4 separate regions of the Homo sapiens genome follow, and regions 2, 3 and 4 are each linked to region 1. A link is a contact called in ENCODE Hi-C data. All regions are on one chromosome and are shown on one strand. Each heading gives the region's core, a stretch centred on a gene start or an enhancer-like site at or near the end of the contact. The rest is flanking DNA. Distances are from core to core; before and after follow the strand shown. Region 1 has its middle 22 kb from the start of INPP5F. Region 2 holds the start of CASP7 (caspase 7). Region 3 overlaps CTBP2 (C-terminal binding protein 2). Region 4 overlaps FAM53B (family with sequence similarity 53 member B).

What was found. A loop is a pair of places that touch in the nucleus more often than their neighbours do. Pooled maps may share reads with other maps.
Region 2: a pooled map shows a loop between it and region 1 (22-fold over the local background). The contact joins the promoter of CASP7 here to the enhancer-like site in region 1. A Hi-C loop is called at or near these places in 2 of 37 single-sample maps with no recorded cell type and 4 of 50 pooled maps.
Region 3: a loop to region 1 is called in a pooled map, with 22 times the contacts of the local background. The contact joins two enhancer-like sites. A Hi-C loop is called at or near these places in 5 of 37 single-sample maps with no recorded cell type and 3 of 50 pooled maps.
Region 4: a map with no recorded cell type shows a loop between it and region 1 (10-fold over the local background). The contact joins two enhancer-like sites. A Hi-C loop is called at or near these places in 3 of 37 single-sample maps with no recorded cell type and 3 of 50 pooled maps.

Annotation. Positions count from the first base shown.
Region 1 is chr10:119,702,634-119,705,449 of GRCh38, reverse strand. No RefSeq gene overlaps it. Among named protein-coding and RNA genes, the nearest start is that of INPP5F, 22 kb to the left of the region's middle. RefSeq lists enhancers at 493-772, 1,403-1,452, 1,463-1,512. Within about 2 kb of position 1,354, at least 6 of the 41 ENCODE cell types and tissues checked have a DNase peak (open chromatin) inside an H3K27ac peak, as active enhancers do.
Region 2 is chr10:113,678,520-113,681,335 of GRCh38, reverse strand. CASP7 (caspase 7) reads right to left here and starts at 1,424. Exons shown (of 7, transcript NM_001227.5): 1 at 1,358-1,424. RefSeq lists an enhancer at 549-838.
Region 3 is chr10:125,063,471-125,066,286 of GRCh38, reverse strand. The region is part of intron 2 of CTBP2 (C-terminal binding protein 2); the gene reads left to right. Among named protein-coding and RNA genes, the nearest start is that of MIR4296, 32 kb to the right of the region's middle. RefSeq lists an enhancer at 2,707-2,816. Within about 2 kb of position 1,411, at least 15 of the 41 ENCODE cell types and tissues checked have a DNase peak (open chromatin) inside an H3K27ac peak, as active enhancers do.
Region 4 is chr10:124,717,995-124,720,810 of GRCh38, reverse strand. All of the region lies in intron 1 of FAM53B (family with sequence similarity 53 member B), which reads left to right. Among named protein-coding and RNA genes, the nearest start is that of FAM53B-AS1, 15 kb to the right of the region's middle. Within about 2 kb of position 1,475, at least 33 of the 41 ENCODE cell types and tissues checked have a DNase peak (open chromatin) inside an H3K27ac peak, as active enhancers do.

The sequences.
Region 1 (2,816 bases), core at 105-2,604:
GTATCTTCCTCTTAAAAATATTAAGAAGGTGGCTGGGTGCAGTGGCTCACGCCTGTAGTCCCAGCACTTTGGGAGGCCAAGGTGGGTGGATCACAGGAGTTCGAGACCAGCCTGGCCAACATGGTGAAACCCTATCTCTACCAAAAACACAAAAATTAGCTGAGTGGGAGGCACCTTGTAATCCCAGCTGCTTGAGAGGCCGAGGCAGGAGAATCACTTGAGCCCAGGAGGCAGAGGTTGCAGTGAGCCAAGATTGCGCCATTGCACTCCAGCCTGGGCGACAGAGCAAGACTCCATCTCACAAAACAAAAACAAAAACAAAAAAAAATTAAGAAGGTGAGCAATGAGCAACAAAAACGTCTAAATTTTGCAGACAGAATAAGAGCCCAAAGGTTGTACACACTGAAAAACAAAACCGAATAGCTATTCATATTTTCCTTAAGGTTTGAGGACAAAGAAGCTCTAGAAGAAGGTTATACTGGAGCCAGAAAGGAAGCATACAAAAATATCCCTATCTATTTTTGTAAAGACAGGGTCTCACTCTGTTGCCCAGGCTGCTCTTGAACTCCGGGCCTCAAGTGATCCTTCTGCCTCAGCCTCCGAAAGTGCTGGAATTATAGACGTACCCCACCACCTGTGGCTGAGTTTCTCTTTCAACCGACAAATAGAACCTTTCTTGGAGTTAGAAAGTAGGAGATCAGGAGCTTCTCACTAATGATGGTGTAATTCAGCAATGGATCCCTTTTCGGGTCATCAGCTTAGTGTCAGTTCCTGGTTCTATCTGACTCATTGCAGTAGTGGGAGGTTTCGAAAACTTGAAGTCAGGAGGGTTTACATCAATTTCACATATTACAAACAACAACAACAACTCACAGCGCTAGGGAGGCATCCCATTCTACTCATCTTTACAACCTGACAAGAACAGGAATACATTCAACAGAAATATTCTTCTCTGCTACGAACAGATTGAAATAAATACCTGAGTTCCTGATAGAATGGAAAATAACAGCTTTCCATAGGTGCGGAATCACCAATGACATCAGAACAAAAATTATTGCTCGGTACCAAGGAGAAAATGTCTTGAGGACAAGATGTGAATAACAAGTTCAGAAGAAGGGAAGGTCAGTCAAAAAAAAAAAAAAAAAAAAAAAGCAGCCTCCTGGGCGACAGAGCAAGACTCAAAAAAAAAAAAAAAACGAAGATGAAGGATGATTATCATGCTACCTCTAAATTTCTACAGCAGGCTCCATAGAGCTCAAAATACTTTAAAGACGTATTTTTATTCTGAAGTAGCAGGAAGGAAATATCAGCAGCGTTTACAGATGTTGAAACTGAAGCATCACATCATTGGGGGATGCCCAGTTCTCCCTGCAGCATCTACTAGCTGTGCAGGATGGGGCCTACAGAGTGAGTTTCTGTCTTTCCTAGGAGCTTACCAACTCAGTCATCAGAAGGTTTCCCCAATCCAAATATATATTATTTTAATGTAAAAATAGAATATGTTGGCAGGGCGTGGTGGCTCACGTCTGTAATCCCAGCACTTTGGGAGGCCAGGGCAGGTGGATCACGAGGTCAGGAGATAGAGACCATCCTGGCTAACACAGTGAAACACCGTCTCTACTAAAAATATAAAAAATCAGCCAGGCATGGTGGCGGGCACCTGTAGTCCCAGCTACTGGGGAGGCTGAGGCAGGAGAATGGCGTGAACCCAACAGGCAGACCTTGCAGTGAGCCGAGATCGTGCCGCTGCACTCCAGCCTGGGCAGCAGTGCAAGACTCCGTCTCAAAAACAAAGAATATGTTAATAATTATATTAAAATTTCCATCAGAAACCTCAAGGCTATTGAGAACCAGGATTAATCTACTGATTACAATAAGAGAGGGGGCTGGGCACAGTGGCTCATGCCTGTAATTCCAGCACTTTGGGAGGCTAAGGTGGGAGGATTTCTTGAGCCCAGGAGTTTGAGACCAGCTTTGGCAACATAGTGAGACCCCATCTCTATAAAACATAAGTGAATTAATAAATAAAATAAGAGAGGGGACAAAGAGATGTGGTCATTTGGTCAGTGTATTGGTTTTCTAGGGCTGCTGTAACAAATGACCATAAAGTGGGTGGCAGTAAACAACAGAAGTGTATTTTCTCACAATTCTGGAGGCTAGAAATCCAAAATCAAGGTGTTGGCTGGGCCAGGCTCCCTCTGAAGGCGCCAAGGGAGAATCCTTCCTTGCCTTTTCCAGCTTCCGCAGGCTGCCTGCAATTCTTGGTGTTCCTTGGCTTGTAGATATATCACTCCAATTTCTGTCTCATTTGTCACACGGCACTCTCCCTGTGTGTCTGTATCAGTGTTCAAATTTTTCTCTTCTTATAAAGGTACCAGTCATTGAACTAGTGTTCCAGTAAAACCTCATCTTAACTTTTTTAGATCTACAAAGGATGTATGTCCAAATAAACTCACATTCATAGGTACCGGGGATTAGGACTTGAGCATATCTTTAAGGGGACATGATTCAGTCAGCAATAATCAGTTTGAAAACAAGATATTACTACCTAGTGGTAAATACACTCAAAACTACCAAAGGCCATGACTCTCCCCCCAAAAATGGAGATAGCATCATCTTTACTGTTGAAATAGCCCAGAATGTCTTTCTGAATAAGCTCTCTCTAGATGTTCTTCCCACCTCTAAGACTCATGATTATCTATGACTTAAAACTTACCGTCTCACAGACTCTCTCTCTATATGCAGCTTTTCCATTACAACATTTTCACATCCCCATCCTTGAAGCTGGTAACTGTGTTTTTTGTTGTTGTTTTGTT
Region 2 (2,816 bases), core at 175-2,674, 6.0 Mb after region 1:
GCACAATCTAAATAGTCAAGAAATATTCCCATTATCACCACTGCCCACGAGACTAAGATAATATGCAACTGTCAACCTTTGCCGATATTTAAAAACCACATCCATATTTTAAAAAGATTTTGTAGAGACTGAAAAAAAGTTCCTGTAGTGATTATTTCTAAACATGTTGAACAGGAGCCCACATGTTGGGGCAACTGGTACACAGCTGGGTAAGAAGTCACTGCCCAGCTATTGTCTGAACTTTTTACTTTCATGAAGGGGGAAATGGACTGCAGCTGCTTCCCCTGAAAAGTGACATCATACAATTTGTGACTCACTTCTTGCCCAAATAAAAATCTTCCTAAAGGGCACACAGAGAAGACCTGAAAACCTCCCCCTCTTGCCTCTAGCAGCTGGGAGGGGGAAAGGGAGGCTCTGCTGGGCACTCAAGCGCTCCGCTGCGTCACCCAAGGCTCATGGCACTGCTAGACCAGGGCCTTTACTTTGCTATTGCAGAAACTTTAGCTTCTTCAGAGACGTTAAGTAACCTGTCCAAAGCCACACAGTTTACAGGTGGCAGAAGGTGGACTGTGAATCTAGGCAATGGCGGTACCAAGGGTGAAGGTCAGGCCGGCGAGACCCAAAAGGAGGAAATAGCCTGTAAGTTGAGACAACAGGGAGGGCCACGTCAACTAGCCCAGGAGCCCAGAAGTTCAAGAATAAAGATCTGGAAATGATACACCCACAATCACCCACAAGTAATTTTACTGCTCCATAAACCGCAAAGCTGTCACCTGGAGCCTAACACTCCACACGTCTAAATGTCTCCTGCCTGGTTTCCACCTCCTCAAGGTCCCTCTAAGAGCCCTGCAGCAAGGACGCTCAGCTCCAGTGTACTCAGACTTGACAGAGCCACTGCCGCGAAACGCGTACCATAATCAACTCTGTCCATCCCCGCCAACAGTCTGCGGGGATCACCGTGGTTCCCATTTAACAGAGAGAGGGTTGAGGTCCCACCGCCGGCAGGCAAGGGGTGGGGACCGGAACGCAGGCAAAGGAGCCCTCGCTGTTAGCCGCTGTGCCAGATCACGAGCCCTCCTCTCCTAAATCTCGAATAGTACGAGGTGTCCCCTAGCCCCCCGGCTAGGAGGGAAGGGAGGACAAGCTGAGCAAGGCAAGCGATGGAGAGAGCGGAACGGGCCCTCTTCCCAAAGTTTCAGCGCAGGCCGTCGGGGCCACTCAGTCCCACTCAACCAGGCTCCCCTAGACCACGCTGGGGGCGCAGGGGGGAACTAGGAAGCCGGCAGGAAGGAGGGAGGCAAGGCGCGCACGGCCGGCGGGCTGGAGAGGCGCCGGCCGAGGTGGGGGCTGCAGTTACCGTTCCCACGGCGGTAGGGCGGCTGGGACTGGCACAGTCTCTCTCCGTCGCTCCGCAGCAAGGGTCTGGGGCCCCTTTAGCGAAAGCGAAACTAAAAGTCTCGGCGCTGCGGAGGGAGGAGCCGCCCTGGGTAGGGCCGGGCGGGGCTTGCACCGCCCCTGGCTCGGGGTAGTGCGCTCCGCAGGGGTGGAAGAGCCCAAAGCGACCCGTGTCCCCGCACGCATAGTCCCTGGAGGGCGCTCTCTGCAAAGCTGGCCGCGCGCTCTGCCAAGTTGGCCCCTCGCTCTACAAAGTTGAGCCCGCGCGCGGGAGAACGCGCACAGCAAAGTTTGCAGTTTCCCGGGACAGCCGAGCCGCCGCGGGTTGTTCCGGGAAAAAAACAAATCTGCCAAACTGGCCGCGCTCCAAGTGACCCAAAGAGCGCAGATTTCGCGGCGGCGCTCAGTGATGGGGCGCTCGTGTGGTCACCTCCACTTCCCCGCCCCCAGTGTACACCTCGACCTGGGCCTTCACATCAACTCGGAGACCCCTTTCCCATAGCCAGAGGCTCTCCCCTAGCGAAACCTGGATCCCAGCTGGAACTGCTGGCGTCCCCCTGGGGGACTCCACGCCTACATTAGCATGCGTACCCCACAAGGCTGATCCGCTTCGGGCCCGCTGTGGCATCCACTGTGGTCTCCTAGACGTTGCTTTGCGGGGGGCGCCCTCCTGCGCGCGTGGGCGTAGGACGCTCCCTCAGCTTTGAAGGAAGTACCCACCCAGCAGCCCAGCTTGCTGGTGGAGATGCTGCTCCTGGATCTTTCGGGAAATATTTGTTGTGCGCCCCCGTGTGTCAGGGACTGGGTATGCGGCCGGGAGTCAGTCAAACACGGGAGAGACTGAGCACTTCCACGGATTCTAGTTCACCCCAACCCCACAGCATACGCACACACACACACACACACACACACACACACGGACACACGGATTCCAGTTCACCCTGACCCCACAAAACACACACACACACACACGGATTCCAGTTATCCAGTTCACCCTGACCAAACACACACACACACGGATTCCCGTTCACCCTGACCCCACAAAAGACATACACAGGCATTCCAGTTCACCCTGACCCCACAAAAGACATACACAGGCATTCCAGTTCACCCTGACCCCACAACACACACACACACGCATTCCAGTTTACCCTGACCCCACAACACACACACACACGGATTCAAGTTCACCCCGACCCAACACACCCACACACAAACACACAGATTCTAGTTCATGAAACCCACCACACACACGGATTCATACACACACACGCACCTAGTTCACCCTGACCCCACAACACACACACACACACACACACACACACACACACACACACGTCTTTCTTCACCCTGGCTCAGGGAAGCAACTAAACTCAATCACACTGAGGTGTAAAATATCTGAGAAGAAATTGTAGTTTTAT
Region 3 (2,816 bases), core at 162-2,661, 5.4 Mb before region 1:
GCTGGGGTTAGGATTTGGGATGTGGCTTGGTAGAGGGGTGGCTGCCTGTGCCTAGCCATCGCCATGTTAACAGAAGCTGTGATGTAGGGGCTCATAGCTCACATCCCTCAGCCAAGAGCCACTGGTCACTCAGACGTTGTCCTGGGTGTTAGGACATCAGCCTGAGCATTAGAGGGAGTTCACCATCAAGAAGATGACGGCTTTTTTTTTTTGGCTAGAGTGCCATGGCACAATCAGGGCTCACTGTAACCTCTGCCTTCTGGGCTCAAGCGATCCTCCCACCTCAGCCACCTGGGTAGCTGGGATTACAGGCGCATGCCACCAAGCCAGGCTAATTTTTGTATTTTTCTTAGGACAGGGTTTCGCCATGTTGCCCAGGCTGGTCTCAAGCTATCCTAGGCTCAAGCTATCCGCCCACCTCAGCCTCCCAAAGTGTTGGGATTATAGGTGAGAGTCACCACACCCAGCCGATGATGGCATTTTTCTGATAGACTGGAAAGCCAGCTGAATGAAATAGCTAGAAGAGGACAGTGACCCTCAGCTTCTTCATATGGAGCACGAATGGATGTAAATTTAGTGGGATTTCTTTTCCACTGGGGCTGGCCACAAGAGCTGGCAGTGTGCTCCTACAGTGAGTCCCTCCTCTAACTTTACCTCCCACTTTCTCCCTCCGGCCCCCTTAGCTCTCAGCTCAGAGACCCACAAAAACAAATCCTGGGGAGCTGACTGCGCAGGATGTGGACTTGGTATTTCCCTGATACTGGCATTTGTTAGCCGGATCCTGCCTCTTCCCTTCGCCACCTCGCCTTCCCCAAAGCCCCTGCGGGCTTTGCTCTTCCTTCCCTTTATTTTGCTGAAGTTGACAGTCAGGTATGAGCTGCATTAAAATGTTGACTCATCCTTGGGTTGTTTTCAATTTTTTAAAAAGTGCACATTGAGAAAAGCACAGATTCATGTGTGCAGCACAGGAAATCATCACAAAGAGAACAAGGCTCTTGTTGGGGGCATTTGAGTTCAAGCAGAGTGCCCCAGTTGCAAGACTTCCATTTGGATCTGATGATGGCTGGACCTCCCTGGAAAGACTGGAACCTGAAGAGCCCAGTCAAAGAACAGTCTGTCAAGCAGCCCCTCCGCAACCACAGTTTTTGTGCAGAGTGGTTTGGGGAGCCCATGGAATGGGGACAGTACGATGTATTTTCTAGTGGCAAACATTTCATCATCAAGTGAGAGTTTCTTTGCTGGGCATTTCCTGTTCTGTGTGAAACAGTTGTGGTTACCTGTGGGTGTGTTTCAGATAATCATTAGAGCATATTCTCTGCTCGTTAAGCAGTAAAACCAGTGAGGTGGGGAAGCTTGTGAAACTGAAATCCCAAATATGCAAAACTTGGCAAGAAAGTAGAGAAGAGCCAGACCAGCTCTGAGCTAAGTCACCAAACCAGAAAGGTTTCATTCTTTGTCTTTTCTTCCTCTGTCTTTAACCACAAGCCTTGGGCTGAATCCCCACATCTCACTACACAGTCAGGGAAGCAGGGTCAAGGCTGACTGGGGACACTGGCGTGGCGGGAATGGGTGAAGTCTCCTGGGTGGATAGTCACCTCTCTGCCTTTTTTGAAACTAAACTTCTCTGATTTTTATTTCAAGTTGTCCTGAAGAACATGATTCTAAAACAGATTCAGAGCACGCACTCTGACTATAAATAGAACATAAGGCAAACTTGGACAATGGATTGTGGCACTTTTTTTTCATGTACCTGAAATTCTTAGAGTTGGGGCTCTCTTCCCTTGAGAAGTAGAACTGCTATTCTTCGGAGACCGATGGGTGACCTCAGCATTGTCCTCACCAAGAACGCTGTTTCCCCAGGGATTGCACCCCTCCCACCACAGTTATTTTTCTCTGAAGGCCTGAGTTTGGAAGAAGTACTTGCCTGTTCCCGTAATTATGGAAACCGGAAGGTAACTTACCTGTTTGTGCCTGGCCTAATTCAGATTAGAAAAAGATCAATCCATTGTTGTCTAATGGACAGGGGACAAATGATGAAGAAAACAGAAATAGCCCATAAAATGATAGGGATGTCCCGGCTCCCAGGCAAACTCTGGTGAAAACCGAGGAGACTATGGTGTTCCCTGAGGTATTCACCATCTAACTGTCTTCCACACCATATATATAAGCTGTTTATAAATTCTTTGTCCTGGCCAAAAATACAAAACCTACTGGCAGTGATTTATTTTTTTAATGCATTTTAAATAACTGGATTCCTATGTGGAATTGGAGTTGGATAATTAAATTACGATGGCCTCTAAAGTTGGGGTGCGGGGGGTTGAGGGCTTCAGCAGAGAGCACCCCTGGAAGGTGGCACTGCAGCCTGGGGGTGGGGGAAAACCGTGCCTGATGGAGTTGCTGCAGGGGTCCCTACACGGGGTGTCCACCCTTCTTGCCCAGACACCCTGTGGCTTTGAGAATCGCTGTGACATAGCCACGGGAGAGCTGTGTCTGCTTAATGCTTTTGTTTACTTTGGAAGTTTGTCCTACATGAATGAATTCGCAAAACTTACATTCCCCGTAAAGCTGTCACTGAGAGAAAACACAGCAATAACTCAGGTGATGTAGTTAAACCACCATTGAGTTTGCGCCATCCATGAGCTGATAAATCGTACAGCTTCATTTGGTAGGAATCAGCAATTTTATGTGGCAATTAATTTTTACTACTGTAGGGGAGCCAGAGGATGAGCATTTTACTTCGGTTTTGTGTGTGTTGAGAGAAACTTAACGGTTTTGCCACAGCAAGAAAGGATCGTGCATGAGGCCTTTCGCACGAG
Region 4 (2,816 bases), core at 226-2,725, 5.0 Mb before region 1:
CACTCATCCATCAGTTGTTAATAGTTTTCACTTCCATGGGAGGGGACTGTGGCTTATGTATGTTCATGTCTTCAGCCCCTACCATCATCCCAGCAGTCACAAAGTAGTCACTCAGTAAGGGTTTGTTGAATGAATGAGTACAGTTGCCTGCCACGCAGGCTTTTGTCAGGACTGGTGGCATGCTGTTAACTGTTCATCCAGCACACTGGAAACTGGGTTTTGGTGCTTCAATGTCAACCTCTGACCAGTACTTGTTAAATTTCATCAATTCTGATCCCATCCAGTTATTCAGTCGGATAGGGTTTCTTTTTTTGTTTTTACATTTTATGACTTAAAAAAAAATTATTTTCGAAGCTAGGACCTCACTTTATTGCCCAGGCTGGAGGCAGTGGTGTGATCATGGCTGACTGCAGCCTTGGCTTGCCTAAGTGATTCTCTTGCTTCCGCCTCCTGAGTATCTGGGGCTGCAGGCACATGCCACCATGCCTGGCTAATTTATTTTTTGTCAAGACGAGGTCTCACTATATTGCCTAGGCTGGTATTATTATTATTTTTAAGTCTGAGAACATATCTATGCCACCTCCCTTGGGTCTGCTCCTGATCGAGGTGGCCAGTGTTGGTGGTTTGTTTGTTTTTTTTTTTTTTTTTAGATGAAGTCTCTCTTTTGTCACCCAGGCTGGAGTGCAATGGCGCGATCTCGGCTCACTGCAACCTCCACCTCCCAGGTTCAAGCAATTCTCCTGCCTCAGCCTCCCAAGTAGCTGGGATTACAGGCGCCCGCCACCACACCCTGCTAATTTTTGTATTTTTAGTAGAGACAGGGTTTCACCATATTGGCCAGGCTGGTCTCGAACTCCTTACCTCAGGTGATCTGCCTGCCTTGGCCTCCCAAAGTGCTGGGATTACAGGCGTGAGCCACTGTGCCCGGCCGTGTTGGTTTTTTGATGTGTAACTTTTCCTTCTCCTGCACATTTTTGAACTCCATCCAGATGACACTGGGGAAGAACCCCTTTCCACAGCGAGGTGAAGGCCAGTCCACATTTGGTTTGGGAGGTGCATGGAGGAGTGCTCAGAGGCCTGGCTTTAGAGTTTTGCTGCTGACTTAGTGAATGAGCTTCCTGAGAGCAAGGGAAGTACAACCAAGCCTGGTTCAGATGGCTCCACTAGGGGGACAGTGACAGCTATAGCCGCAGCTGGTGTACTTGGCAGTCTTTCAAGCATTTTGGGGTGTGCTGCGGACAAACAATAGAATGAATCTTTGTTTCTGGAGCCTGGGCCATTTCTAACGAGGAAGATGATTACTCATTTTTGGAAGTTGGGTTAACTCTTCCAGAGTCTTTTGACTCTCGCTTAGATCTGTAACGAAAAGCCGAGAAGAGTTCACCTTGGCATCCCAAGGTGTTTGCTTTAAAGCCGGGTGACTCTGGTTGGCTGTGTCATTTCCTCTTTAACACCCCTCCACCCAGGTCTTTGCCCTAAGTCAGGAGGCCTGATTGTCATATCCAGAGTGCTTAGAAGGAAGTGGGGCAAGTGTTTGCAAATGAGGTGCCCCTTTCTTCTCCTGTTCCCCCACCCCCATGGCATGCCAAAAAATAAAGAAGGAGCTCAAGACCCGTTGAGCAGCTGTTCCTCCAAACTTCTTAGATTAATTCCGTGGCCAGTTCTAAGTAATTTAAAGCCAAATGCCTGGACTTAGCTTTGAATTAGGACTTCATGAAGCCTTTCTTCGTCTTCTTCCTTCTTTCTTCTTCTTCTTTTTTTTTATTTTTTTTGTGAGACAGGATCTTTCTCTGTCACTTAAGCTGTAGTGAAGTGTTGCTATCATAGCTCACTGCAGCCTTGACCTTCCTGGCTCCCTACTCAGCCTCCTGTGTAGCTGGGACCACAGGTGTATGCCACCATACCTGGCTATTTTTTAAATTTTTTATAGAGATGGGGATTTCTCCATGTTGCCCAGCTGGTCTTGAACTCTTGGGCTCAAGCATTTCACCTGCGTCAGCCTGCCCAAGTGCAGGGATTATAGGCGTGAGCCACTGCGCCTGGCGGTGAAGCCCTTCTTTGCAGAAATCTCTTTCTCTGCCTTAAGAGGCAAGAATCTGGTGCTATTTTGATCTGTGAATAGACAGATGGCTGTTGTTACACATGCAGCGGCTCCCCCGCCATTGTGCTGTGGCTGGTGGTGGGAGTAGTCTTACTAGAATTTATCCTGCCCTCCAGAACCCTCCCCTGCAGTAGGAGTCAGGTAGATAGCTTTGGCTGTTTGACCTGAGAGGTGCCACAGAGCTCGGGTATACTTGTCATGTGACAGACCCGCCTGGCAGCTTAGAGTCCCTCCAGTTTTGTTTTGGCAGATGATGGCATTCTCGAATGTGTGGTGGAGCTTGCAGCGCGATGTGGGGGTAGAAGGGAGAAGGCGGAAGGCTTACCATGTGATTGATGAGCCTGTCTGATTAATTTCTACAACAGACCCTGTAGGTTGGTAGATATGACTCAGTCAGATCAGGAAGGGGGAAGTCCTGAAGTGTGAGCTGAGGTTAGGATGTGACCTCTGATGAGTGGGTGGCACATGGGCAACCTGGTGCCTCTCGTGCCTATAGCAGTTCTTACAGAGCTTGTTGGGACCTTCTTGCATCACCTGTCATGTCCCAGTGTGATATAGTCTTAGACCGGTGTGTTGGGGCTACCAGCCTGCAGGCCTCCTAGATAAAGAGATCACTGCCCTCGCAGCTGTGTTCCAAGGCCCAGCTGCTGAGAGATTACCTTCCCTCTGTGCAGTGTCTTTGGGGGTTCTGTGAGAGCTGTAGACACCAACAGGA